2 separate regions of the Homo sapiens genome follow, and region 1 is linked to region 2. The links are chromatin contacts, found by Hi-C in ENCODE. All regions are on one chromosome and are shown on one strand. Each heading gives the region's core, a stretch centred on a gene start or an enhancer-like site at or near the end of the contact. The rest is flanking DNA. Distances are from core to core; before and after follow the strand shown.

Region 1 (6,888 bases), core at 946-3,445, 84 kb after region 2:
TCTTGTAGATGCAGTGTATAGGCTAAGTTTGTCAGAAAATTCAGTGGGAACCCTCTGGTGGATTTGAGAAAAATTACCAGAAACATTCCTGTTGTTCATGGTTTTTGGACCAGATTCTGCCCAGCCTCAAAAAGGAAATTCTGGCTTGGTTACAGCCTTAAATGGGTGCTCAAATCCCCTGAACATTTGCTGCAAAAGTACTTTCATTCTTACTCCATTTTGGTTAATAAGAACACCAGGCATCAAAGTCACATCCTGGCCTTATCCCTGTTTACCTTGGCAGTGATAGATATAGCCAGAGTTCCAAAGATTATTCATTTCTAAGGTACAAAATTCCCCTCTCCCCTCTGCCTTTTTTTTTTTTTTTTTCCAGAGACAGGGTCTCACTCTGTCCCCTAGGCTGGAGTGCAGTGGCTGAATCATAGCTCACTGCAGTCTCTAACTCTTGGGGGCAAGTGATCCTCTCAACTCAACCTCCTGAGTAGCTGGGACTACAGACATATCCCACCATGCCTGACTGATTTTTTTTTTTTTTTCTTTTTATTGTAGTGATGAAGGTCACACTATATTGCTCAGGCAGGTCTTGAACTCCTGGCTTCAACTGATCCTCCGATCTCAGCCTCCAAAAGTGCTGGGATTACAGCTATAATCCATGGCACCCAGCCCCATTTTTTTTTTTACAAATTTTACAGAATTTTTACATGGCAGACTTTTTTTCTATCTAATTATTACTTTTGTTTCCTAGGGAAATGCTAAAGTGCAAATGTAGGGTTTTATTTATTTATTTATTTATTTATTTATTTTTATTTTGAGACAAGGTCTCACTCTGTCACCCAGGCTGGAGTGCAGTGACACCATCACAGCTCACTGCAAACTTCATCTCCTGGACTCAAGCCATCCGCCCACTGGACTCAAGCCATCCGCCCACGTCAGCCCCACAAAGTGTTCAGATTATACGCATGAGTCACCACATCAGACCCTGCAAATGTAGATTTTTGAAAAAACAACTGCAACATTTTAGCCCTTTTTAAAATCAGGACCCCTAGGTCTTTCCCAATATAACTAACTAGCCAGTGATTCCTCACTCATCTACCTTTTTTTTTTTTTTTTTTTTTTTTTTTTTTTGATACGGAGTCGCACTCTGTCACCCAGGCTGGAGCGCAGTGGCGCGATCTTGGCTCGATGCAACCTCCGCCTCCCGGGTTCAAGCGATTCTTCTGCCTCAGCCTCCCGAGTAGCTGGGACTATAAGTACCCGTCACCACGCCCGGCTAATTTTTGTATGTTTAGTAGAAATGGGGTTTCGCCGTATTGGCCAGGCTGGTCTCGAACTCCTGACCTCAGTATCCACCCACCTCAGCCTCCCAAAGTGTTGGGATTACAGGCATGAGCCACCGCGCCCAGCCCACTCCCTTTTAAATGCAGATCTTCTGTGGGAGGATTAAGTCACTGAGCCCACAGGGAACTGTGCTGGGAGGGGAAGTGGAGGGTGTGGAAAGCCGGTGGAAAACAAATCTGTGGATAGCCTGTAGGGCAGATGCCTGAGGCTTGGGGAGACTGGGAAAGCAGGTCTCTAAAAGGAACTTCATCCTTTTTCTCCTAGGCCTCAGATGATGCTAGAGTCCTGCCAGAAATTGCAAATAATTCTGGCTCACTTTTGTATTAGTGCAGGTGCGTAGACCAGAGTCTAGAAGAGCAACAACAACGACAATAAAATTCAGTGTGTCCTTGAGGCATTTTCATGAGATGATATTAAATATATAATTAAATACTACTCATTGTTTTTTCTCACAAATATATACCCACCACCTACCAGGAACTGTCCCAGAAATTGATGAGGAAAAAATGATTTTTATGCCATAACTAATCATACCGTAATATGCACTAGAAAAAGCAAAGAACGTAAAATAGTATATCATGGGGACATTCGAATTTATAATCCTAGGAGTGACATGTAAGCTGGGCTTGAAAGAATAACCATAATTTTGCTGAACTAATAAGTAGGTTGTGGAAGAGAGTGCTAGCTGATTAGGAAAACCTCTGCTCTCCTTCTAAGCACGCAGTTAAACCGTTTTCCATCCGTTTTTGCCGTTAAGTGTGGTCATATGACTGAGTTCTAACCAATTAGAATGAGACGGCAAGGGATGTGTAGCTTTTTCAATCCTGGCCATAACATTCTTCTTCATGCTCTTCTCAATGTCCTTTCTCCTTTCATTAGGTAAAATGGAGATGATCCCCAGGGCCATCTTGGAAACAGTTTTTGAAGTTGGTAGAGTCTCGGGCCCGCTTAACTGCTGAAAGAGTAGGAAGGGGTCCGTTTCATTAGCGCGTTCAACCAAAGAGCGCTGTTAGGTGAGCAAAAACAAACCAGTTGTGTCTGAGCCAACACCCGTTTGTCTATGGGTTGTAGCAGTTGGTCCACCTAATCAAGGAAGTGCCGAGAGCACAGGACATGAAAAGACACAGCGCTAAGGTACATGGCACGTTCACGAAGGTACAGGAGAGGCAAGAAATGAGACGGGAAAGGTGGCCTAGGACCAGGTCGTGAATGACATGATAACTAAGTTTTGACTTTTTCTCGTAGGTCAGTGGTTCTCAACCAGCGGCAATTTTGCCTTCCAGGGAACATTTGTCAAAGTCTAGAGACATATTTGGTTGTCTTCACCAAGGGGAGGAGGGAGGGAAGTGCTACTGACATCCATGGGTTGAAGCAAAGGATGCTGCTGAACATCCTGTAATGCACAGGACGGCCTCCCCCACCAAGGAATTACCTGGGCCAAATAGTAGTACTGAAATTGAGAAACCCTGCTGTAGGCAGTGAGACACTAGCAACAATTCTTCTTTTTTTTTTTTTTTTTTTTAAGCTGGAGTCAGGGTCTCGTGCTGTTGCCCAGGCTGGTCTTGAACTCCTGGGCTCAAGCAATCCTCCCGCCCTGGCCTCCCAAAGTACTGGAATTACAGATGTGAGCCATCAAGCCCAGCCACAGCAGTTCTTAAAAGGAAAATCACATAATCATATTTGTGTGTTAGATAATTATAACAACATAGAGGATTCATTGAAGAGAGAGAGGAGATGAGAAAAACAATTTCATCCTTTGTTTATCAAGGACCTATTATGTGTACTTGATCATGCATCAGGCACTACAGATTCAAAGATGAATAAGAGTCCAGCAAGGGAAATAATAAGTACCTTTATGGGACTTGGGGAGACTCAAACTCTGGCCTCGGGTCTTCATCCCCATGAACCTCTTAATTAAAACAAGAGAAGGGCCTGAACTAGAGCAGGGGTTGAGGACATGGAAAAGAGAACCTACTTGAGAAACATCTCAGAAATGAAATGAACCAGGCTGAGTTTTGGAGTGGAAGTAGAAGTTGAGAGCAGTGAAAACCAAAACTGAGGTCTTTATCCTGGGCAACTACACAGATAGTGCTGCTAATAGGAAAATGCAGGAGAAGCAACAGACTTAGAGGACTGTCTTGCAGGGTTTTCTTTCTGAGAGAGAGTAAATATCAAATTCCTATAGGACAGGTACAAGCAACTCACATAAAAATTGCCAACAGCCAAAAAACTGTTTCTTTTTTTTTTTTTTTTTTTGAGACAGAGTCTCACTCTGTTGCCCAGGCTGGAGTGCAGCAGCAAGATCATAACTCAGGGCAAACTTGACCTCCCAGGCTCAAGCGATCTTCTGGCCTCAGCCTCCCAGGTAGGTAGGACTACAGGTGCATGCCACCACGCCAGACTAATTTTTTAAATATTTTGCAGGCCGGGCATGATGGCTCACATCTGTAATCCCAGCACTCTGGGAGGCTGAAGCGAGCAGATCACCTGAGGTCAGGAGTTCGAGACCAGCCTGGCCAACATGGTGAAACCCTGTCTCTACTAAAAATACAAAAATTAACCGGGCATAGTGGTGGGCACCTGTAATCCATCTGCTTGGGAGGCCGAGGCAGGAGAATTGTTTCAACCCGGGAGGTGGAGGTTGCAGTGAGCCAAGATCGTGCCATTGCACTCCAGCCTGGGTGACAGAGCAAGACTCTGTTTCAAAAATAAATGAATATATATATTGAATATATATATACATATTTTTTTTTTTGTAGAGATGGGGTCTCACCTTGTTGTACAGGCTGGTCTTGAACTCCTGGCCTCAAGCAGTCCTCCTGCCTTGGCCTCCCAAAGCGCTGGGATTGCAGGTGCGAGCCATTGCACCTGACCCCAATAAACATTTTAAGAATGTTTGGTGCAAGCCAGGGGTGAGTTGCGCCAGAGGTCTCATATCCAGAGGTCTGAGAACCAGGAGAGTCAATGTTGTCAGCCTCAATTTGAAGCAGAAGGCCTGGGAATGAGAGGAGAATGGGGCTCAGAGGGTGCTGGAGCAAGTCTGGAGTCTGAAGGCCAGAAAATCTAGAGTTCTGATGTCTGAAGATGGGGGAAAAAGATGGATGTTCCAGCTGCAGAAGAGAGAGCAAATTTGCCCTTCCTCGGCCTTTTTGTTGTATCAGGGCCCTAAAGTGGTTGGATGATGGCCATCTACACTGGGGAAGGCAAATCTTCCTCACTCAGTCTCCTGATTCAAATGCTAATCTCTTCCTGAAACGCCCTGCGGACACACCCAGAAATAATCTTTTACCAGCTGTCTGGGTATCCTTTAACCCAGTTAAGTTGACCCATAAAACTAACAATCACATTGGCATTTTAAATACATATAAAATCATTTGCATTAAAATAGTAATACATTCACATTGGCATTTTAAATACATATAAAATCATTTACATTAAAATAGTAATACATATATTTGTAATCGATATAAAACATATATACGTATTTAGATATGTATGCTCTGTAATTCAGCAATTTCACTTCTAGGAATAAATTCTACAGAAATAACCAAATGAATATACTAAAAAGTGCTCTACACTTTTAATGGAGTGTTGTTTATATTTCACTGGAAACAAATGTCCATAAATTGGGGATCGGTTAAATAAATTATAGGACTTTTTGAACTAGATGGAATACTGTACAGCCTCTGAAAATAACATACTCATTGAATGCAAAGATATTCACAGCATTAATAATAACAAATTAACATTAATTAAAGTGACCAAAAGCAGGCTATTAAGCAACCCATATGGTAGAATCACATCAATATAAAACTGTATACATCTAATAAGAATAGAAATTTTTAAATTGGTAAAAAACAAAAGGCAATCATGGTTGCCTCTGGGCGATAGGTTTGTATGTGATTTTCACTTCTTGGTGAACCCGCTAAAGATTCAGTTTTTTTGTTTGTTTTGTTTTTCAGGTTTCCTGCACCACAAGGTTCCTTTCACTTAAAAAAATTTTTTTTTATATTACACCATCTTTATTTGTACCTTACCGTCTAAGGCTATCAATCAAACTTCAGTAAGAACAGTTTCAGCATCAACTAACGAACAGTAGCCAAACCAGAGAGCAGTCAAAAGTGTTTTAAAGGGAGCAGCATCAGCTGATGTTCTGCCAAGTCTCTGGGTGTTCAGGACCATGGTCCCCCGGCACTTCCAGGCCCCTGTGGGCTGCAGGTGGATCCCCAGGAGCCAAAGGGCCGCTCAGGAAAGGGTGGAACTTGGCCTCGCAATCAGCTGGCTTCTGCCTATTATGGTCATCTTCTTTCCAGAGGTCTTGCTATCTCAGTGGACGTGGCTGTCATCCAGCCGTCCTGGGCTGTTTTCTCATAGAAGAGGATCTCCCTCTGAAAACTGTGTCATCCTTCAATTCCTGGGCCAAGTCTGGGGACACATCTTTTCTTAAAGCTTGCTGGTATGACGAGCAGTTCCCATTTTCCTGCACTTTACGAAGTCTCTGAGGTGCAAGCAGTAGACATCCTTCTCCATGGACTCCCCCTGAGGCTGCTTCATGTGTTTTCAGGGCAGTTCAGGCAGATCGGAAACCACTGGCTGCAGCTTCGGGATGTCCCTCTCCAGCTGTGCCCTTGAACCCTGCAGAGAGACCTGCTCGCTGAGCAGACCTTGGGCTTGTGCTGTGAGTTCTGTACTCCTTTGGGTTTCTTCTCACAATCGTATGTCTGCTTTACCAGTCTTTCCCTCGGGACATTCGAAGGAAGCACCTAAATTACCATTGTCATCCATGCTTTCAGAGGGACTTGCGGCCACGATGCTGGGGGACCACCCTGTTCTGCTTCCCTGTTCCCCTCCACTGCCAAGTCCTCATTTTCCATGTCGTCTTTCCTGGTGCAGATGAAGGGTGCTCAGCAGAGCGTGAGCCACCAGGGAAGCCACTCGCCTACTCCAGTTCGAATATTGGGGACTTGAGGCCATCTTGTCTTTTTTGTGTGTGTGTGGCGTCTGATTTACAACTTCTTGGTCGGGCAGCTCTGTGGGTTGCTGATGGTCCATGCTGTCATTCACATCGTCCGTGGTGTGCACTGGAAGATCTCCATGCTGTGAAGCGTGCAGGATGTGCTTCACATCAGTCACTTGGGGAAGTTCAGGAGGCTGCTTTTTCATGCTTTTTTCAGAAGCTCGCCTAGGTTAGGTCCTGATCGGAAGACCTGCTCATTTCCATTAGAACCTTCAAGCAGAGTGTTTGGAGCAATCAAGGACTGGCCCCAGCATGGATAACAGGTAGCTACCACTGGTGTGGGCTGCTGGCTGCATCTTGGCGCAGGCCTTTCTGTGGGCCTCACCTTAGACTGAAGCCCTTTGGGCCAGCCCTTCCCTCCTTCTCACTGCGTGTCGTCTCCTGACCAGAGAGGCCATCACAGCGGTGCACGCCCAGCTCACCCATAGTATCCCTAGGGTCACTGGCACTGGTCCCAGGATTCTGTACATCACTACTTACTGCTGCCCACAGGTGGGCCAGCAGCAGTTGAGGAGGCATTTCGTGGTGAGCAG
Region 2 (6,548 bases), core at 1,880-4,379:
GGGATGATAGTGGTAATAGGCTGTGAATTGTAAATTCACAATTGTGAATAGGCTGAGAAACAGAGAGCAGATGTTGCCTAAATGAACAGCAAATAAATGGGGAATATGAAAATTTAACAGATTTATCCAATTATGGTGTCCATTCTGCTGCCCTCCTGTCCCCCATGGGTAGCTGACCTCTGACCTTGGCTAGAAGAGTATTTGCGGTTTTAGAGTCGCTGAGCAAGGGTCACATCATTAGCCCCAAGGTTGAGGGTATTTCTCCCTCCTAAGTCCTAAGAAAGTCAGTGTGAAGGTGGACCCAGGGTCTGAGTCCACACTAGCGGGCGGGAGCAGAAAAATACCCCAGACCCACCATTACCAACAAACCTGTCAATTGCAGAACTTTGGCTGGCAACATTCTTGGCTTGCGGGTGAGGAGAGAGTTGGAAGGGACAGACAGAAAGGTGCCAGTGAATCAATTTTAGTTTTGGCAAACACTGGATGGAGACACATCAATAACGGTAGGGCTGGAGATTAATTAAGAAAAAACTTTAAATGGAAGAGATAATCTATTATATCAGATAATCTATTATAGCAGAGGCATGATCTTAGCTCACTGCAATCTCTGCCTCCCAGGTTCAGGCAATTCTCCTGCCTCAGCCTCCCAAGTAGCTGGGATTACAGGCATGTGCCACCATGCCCAGCTAATTTTTGTATTTTTAGTAGAAACATTCATTTAGTGCATAAATTAATATAAATGAAATATATCAATAGAACAGTGCTAGATATAATCTAAGTTCCAGATTTTGCCCTTTTCTCTTTTTTTCTCAAATATGTTTAGTTGTGTAATATCTCAGCAATTCAGAAGAAATGAAAACAATGACAATGACCAAGGGGTTCATCCACTAGATCTAAGAAGTATTATCCTTAACACTATCTTTCCTTTAGTTACCTTTTTATTTTTTGAGAAAGAAAATATTTTAGTGCCAGCTAAAGCATCCCCATTTCATTGTTTACTCTCCATCACCAGAGATAGACAGTAATTGACTATATTTTTATATTTTACAGACATAAAACTGTAAGCAATATATAGTAACATTTGAACATCTTTAAACGTACAGATGTGGTGAATTACATTAAAAAGATTTCCTAATGTAAACCATCCTGCCACATTAGGATAAACACTAACTGGTCAAAAATGTATTATTTAAATATTTTGATAGATTTGGTTTACTAATATTTTATTTAAGATCATTACACTCATTTCATAATTAACAATGACCTATAATTTTGCTACACTCTATTTTATTTGTTCAGTTTTATTATCAAGGTTATGCATACAAAATGATGTGGGAAGTTGTCCTTTTTCTATTCTTTGAAAAAGTTTATACAAAGTAGTGCTTATCTGTTCTTTGAAGATTTTGTAAACTTGGCTGTGTCTGGCCTGTTTTTTGGAGAGGGAGGCATCCGGGGAAGGAAGGCTGTAGATTATTAACTTGATTCACTTCTTTTGTTGATTATAGGTATATTCCAGCTTTTTCTTTCATCAGTTTTTGTAATTAATATTTTTCTAGGAGATTGTCTGATTTCTCTGTTTCCAAATGTATTGTCAGGAACTTGTCCATAGTATTCTCTTACAGGCTTTAAAATCTCCATCAGTAGTTATGCTCTGTTTCTTTTTCATGCTTTTTCTTCTCTCGTCCTTGGTCATTCTTGCCAGAGATGGCTTTATCACTCTTTTCAAGGAACCGGCTTTTAGTTGGGTTGATTTCTGCATTATTACTTTGTTTTCTAGCTCATTAATTGCTCTCCTTATCTTTATGGTTTCCTTCCTTCTTCTGCCTTCTTTCTGCTTGCTTTGCTGTTGTTTTTCTGTTGTACTGTGTCAAGCAAGTAGCTGGCAAATTTTTCAGTCTTTTTCATTTTCTAATATATGTGACTGAGGCTGTAAATGTTTATTTGAACCAGAGGTGGCCAGTCTTTTGGCTTCCCTGGGCCACATCAGAAGAAGAAGAATTGTCTTGGGCCACACGTAAAATACACTAACACTAATGATAGCTGATGAACTAAAAAAAAAAAAAAAGTCTCACAATATTTTAAGAAAGTTTACGAATTTGTGTTGGGCCGCATTCAAATATGTCCTAGGCCACATTGTGGCCTACAAGACACGGGTTGGATAAGCTTGATTTAAAGTATCATTTATTTAGGCTGCATCCTACAGGTTTTTTCTCTGCTTCATTTTAATTACTTCATAATCCGTATTATTATTTATTTTGCTCTTACAGTTTTTCAATTTTGTTATGGAGCATTTCAAACATACAAATGCAAACACTGCTTCACGTGGAATCCTTCTGGAATGTTCCCAGTTCAACATCACTGCAAGTGAGCTAATATATGCTCTTGGGTAATAACATTCTCTCGTTATTTTTACTCTAAAAATCCATGCGTGTGTCTTATTTCTTCTCTTTGAAGACAAAACTATACCTTAAATAACCTCATGTCATACAATGCAAGGGCTTTGCAAAATCCAGCTGAATTAAATCTTTTTTTAAATCCCACATGACCAGATTAAAAGCAGCCCATTTTGCCAAAATGTAGACTTGCTTCATAGACAGTTAAAAGTAATTTTTAAAACACAGCTCTCATTTCATCACTACAATTTCCAAGTTTGAACTTCTACAAAAGTTCAGGATAGTTGAACAAGCACCGTTTTTGGAACTGTAAATAAAGCAGTTGCCTATGGAACCCGGGTCCTGCTTTTTTTGCCTCTTTGCCTGCCACTGATCCTTGTCCTGCTGCTGCCTTTCCAAAGGGCTCAGTGTGTGCACTCCCAGGGAATGAGCCATCCAAGCCGCAATCCTGAGCCCAAGAAAAGCACCACCGAGCCTCCGCAGGAAAAATAAGTTGCTGCCACACGAAGGAAAAGATTCCAGAGCCTTCAGACTCCACCGCCACTGGCTCAACTGTTTCTAAGAATAGCGTGAACTGTGGGAAAAAAAAAAAAATACTGGCACCAGACATTGGTCTTTAATTGTCTCCAGGCATTAAAATAGAAACAAGCTGAAACGGAAGTGCCCCTGGAAACCCTCTCCCAGCCTCACTCAGTGTGGACCAGGAAGCGGGATGTGGATGCGGCTTCCAGAGACATGGACTCCAGAAGGCCAACCCTGCGCCGTGGTGTCACCACGGAGCACGTTTCCAGGACAGGATGGTCTCTTCCAAAGTGGAAGAAGGCCAGGGGCCAGGAGCAGTCTCCAGTGGCCCAGGCCTCACCCACTTTCAGGCTTCCTAGCGATTCTCTCGAGGCCTCTGATTGGAGGCCCCATGGGATGTGAGGGGTCCGCCTCCCAATAGCCGAAGTTGTTTATCAGAGGCTTCTCTTTCTGGTTCATTTTCATAATCTTAAATTTAGCTAATTGGTTCCTAAATCAAATTTTGCAAATAGTTTCTTGTCATAAAAAACAACATCAGCCTTATAACTGGGAGGCCTCTCAGCATAAAGGGGTGTGTGCAGTTAGATCCTATATTCATAGGCTGGAGAGCCCATCACATCCCCTACAACATAGAGGGAACTCTTCAGTTCAGAAGGCACAAAATTGTGTTTTGTTTTGTTTAATGAAGATGTGACAGTCATCTGAATACTGGGTTTCATAACCTAAACAGATTTCCAAACTTTGGGGATTGCTTCCAAATAAAAAAAAGTGCTGCATGCAGAAAAAGATCAAGGAGCCCAATTCTAGTTTCCACTCATTCAAATTTCTCTTGCCTAGTGCCTCATTCAAATTTCCCTTGCCTAGTGCATTAATCATTTTATGAAAATAGGTTTTTTCCCTGCAAGGTTTCTAGTATTTATGAAATTACTCTTAGTTGGAAACATAAGATAAACCAACACTCAAGCTTTTCTCAATTCCTAGACAAACACACTAAATAAAAGAGGTGGTTAGGACTAAGTTTTCCAGAAACCCAGTGCCAATTCCTGATGGGATTATTTCAGCTCTACTTTTTCTAACATGGTTAATTGTTGATGAAGTATGGAAAAAAACAGAAAATAAAATGAAGCTCTTTTCTCTTATGTGCATAATATTCCATAATATATGGAAGTCAAAAGCTGCTTCACAGGTGGGGAACAGGGCTGGTGCAAGGGGAGATACACACTTCAAAAGAATGCAACTTAATAGGGCTGGCAGGCCCCACGTGGCTCCAAACCCTACACAGCATGGCCCTCCCAACTCAAACTCCAGTTGAAGACCTCAGAGGGAATTGACCGGATTCTGTTTTAGAAACACATAAAACCAAAAAAATCTAGCACCAGAGGGAGACAGATACAAATGGGAACAGCCCAACAAGATGGAACATTTACAACGTAGGTCTCTCAGAAGCCCTGTCTTTGGTTGCAACCATCAGCACATGCAGAAATGTGTCACCCCCCACTCTACACCCTCCCCCAACACAGTGCTCACTGTGATCCTTATCTACCCAAACCAGATTACTCAAGCCAGAGCAGAGATTGATTGTCTTTGCCCAAGGTCGGCAATCAGCCATCAATTATACTTGCCACATGCTAGGCTGTTCCTAACTCAGAAATCTTAGAGCATTTAGTTGCACATAGAAAGGACTCCATAAATGTTTGTTGAATTGAATGGAATGATTGTGCTCAACTAATAGCCATTGCTCAACTGTTTCCCAATATCCACTGGTCCTTAACATCAACTCTCATCACTTGGACCTTCTCTTGCCTGTGTTTGTCAACAAGGTTTATATTTCAGGACACCAGACCAACTCACCTTCTAGACCCTGAACCTACCTATGTTCTCCACCAACACCTCACCCTCATCTCCGCCTTAACTCAAGATTCACCTGTCTCCACTGTCTGACATCTCTTGATCTATTCACAGCTACCAGTACTCAGCTGTGACATTTAGAAGTGGAATCAAGGAGGAGAAGGATTGTGAGGAAAGAGGAAAGAGTTTACATTTGCTCTCCCCACTGCTGTGTGCCAGGCACTGCATATATTATCTCTTGTAATTCTGTTTTTAAAGAATGCTGGAGACTAGGGAAATGATACTTCCACTGTCTGAGCCTTTGGGTCAGGAAACTAACTCAAATGCCAAGATCCCAAATGCCTTCCACAATGGAGACATTAAACCCTTTTAAGTTAGTGATTTTTAATTTACGATTTTAAATTATGAGAATTGATGAACACCCATAATGAAATTTTCATCCACCCACTATAAAATGAAGTACTAAAATGTGATTCCCTAAGGCTGAAATATACTATTCAAAGAACTATCCTTTGTTCTGAGACTATAGGGGAATCCTATCTTAGGAAGGAGTAAAATAATCTCTCATTGCAAAAATTCACATGCTCAAAATTGCTCTTCAAAATCTTTCAAGGAGGTACCAAAATCAAGTCCAATAAACCATTACTTCTTCTTTTTTTTTTTTTTTTTTTTTGAGATGGAGTTTTGCTCTTGTTGCCCAGGCTGGCATGCAATGGCACGATCTTGGCTCACTGCAACCTCCACCTCCTGGGTTCCAGCAATTCTCCTGCCTCAGCCTCCCGAGTAGCTGGGATTACAGGTATGCGCGACCACGCCAGCTAATTTGGCATTTTTAGTAGAGATGGGGTTTCACCATGTTGGCCAGGCTGGTCTCAAACTCCTGACCTCAGGTAATCTACCTGCCTCGGCCTCCCAAAGTGCTGGGATTACAGGCGTGAGCCACTGTGCCCAGCCCCAGTAAACCATTATTACTTAACAAGTTTAATCACAGCCTATTTTTCTTACAGCATTGGACAAGATCACTAGTTCTACAGCTGACTATACCTGGTGAAATATTTGGCCCACTTTAAGTGCCAGGCTGTTAAAAAGAAAAAAAAAAAAACAAGCAGAACAAAAACCTTCTCTTAAAGACTAGAATCGCACTCAGCTGAGGAACACGGAACTGTGTGGTAGTCACGTGGTTGTAAGCATATGTATAAAAGTCATCACATTTTTTGCCTTAGATTTTTTCACTTTACTATGTTTAAATTTACCTCCATAAAGTGTTGTAAGAAAGTCTTATAGTGATTATCAAATGATTTTGCAGGGAATTCTCAAACAAGAATTCTCCCTTCTCTCACAACTGAATTTTAATCAATGCACTTAAATCCTTAAGTTTTTGAGTTTTAAGCTCCCTCCTTGGGAGGAAGTTCAGTACCTAAGGAACCTTCGTAATTCTTTCATATATTGAGTAAAGATGCCAAAGTCACTGATTAAAGCTCCCTAACCTCTTAACTCATTACCACAAAACCACCCTGGGGGCCAGGGATCCTGGGTTTTCACTGCCTTCTTTATGAAACTTTCTTTCATCTTAGCGGAAATAATAACTCAAAATCAGTATGTTAGTCGGTCAAAGCATTGTTAATCCAATAGCAAATGTCTTGACTTTTTAGATTACAGGCAACTAGGGAAATACTTATAATAGTTAAGGTTTTTTTAAAAACAAACAAACAAATCTTCCATGAAGTCTATATGAATTATTTTTTTTTGTTGCTTTACAGAGCAAAAATTGTCTTAAATCTTCTC

Evidence for each region. A loop is a pair of places that touch in the nucleus more often than their neighbours do. Pooled maps may share reads with other maps.
Region 1: a map of ascending aorta shows a loop between it and region 2 (2.9-fold over the local background). The contact joins the promoter of LINC00837 here to the enhancer-like site in region 2. A Hi-C loop is called at or near these places in 7 of 168 maps with a recorded cell type or tissue (Calu3, K562, aorta and 3 more) and 11 of 50 pooled maps.

The regions. Positions count from the first base shown.
Region 1 is chr10:28,791,357-28,798,244 of GRCh38, reverse strand. LINC00837 (long intergenic non-protein coding RNA 837) reads left to right here and starts at 2,195. Exons shown (of 2, transcript NR_038376.1): 1 at 2,195-2,351; 2 at 5,301-6,888. All of the region lies in intron 2 of LINC01517 (long intergenic non-protein coding RNA 1517), which reads right to left.
Region 2 is chr10:28,876,557-28,883,104 of GRCh38, reverse strand. C10orf126 (chromosome 10 open reading frame 126) reads right to left here. Exons shown (of 5, transcript NR_164114.1): 5 at 1,207-2,967. Among named protein-coding and RNA genes, the nearest start is that of C10orf126, 33 kb to the right of the region's middle. RefSeq lists an enhancer at 2,875-3,095. Within about 2 kb of position 3,129, at least 7 of the 41 ENCODE cell types and tissues checked have a DNase peak (open chromatin) inside an H3K27ac peak, as active enhancers do; they include ascending aorta and heart left ventricle, where a contact is called at or near this core.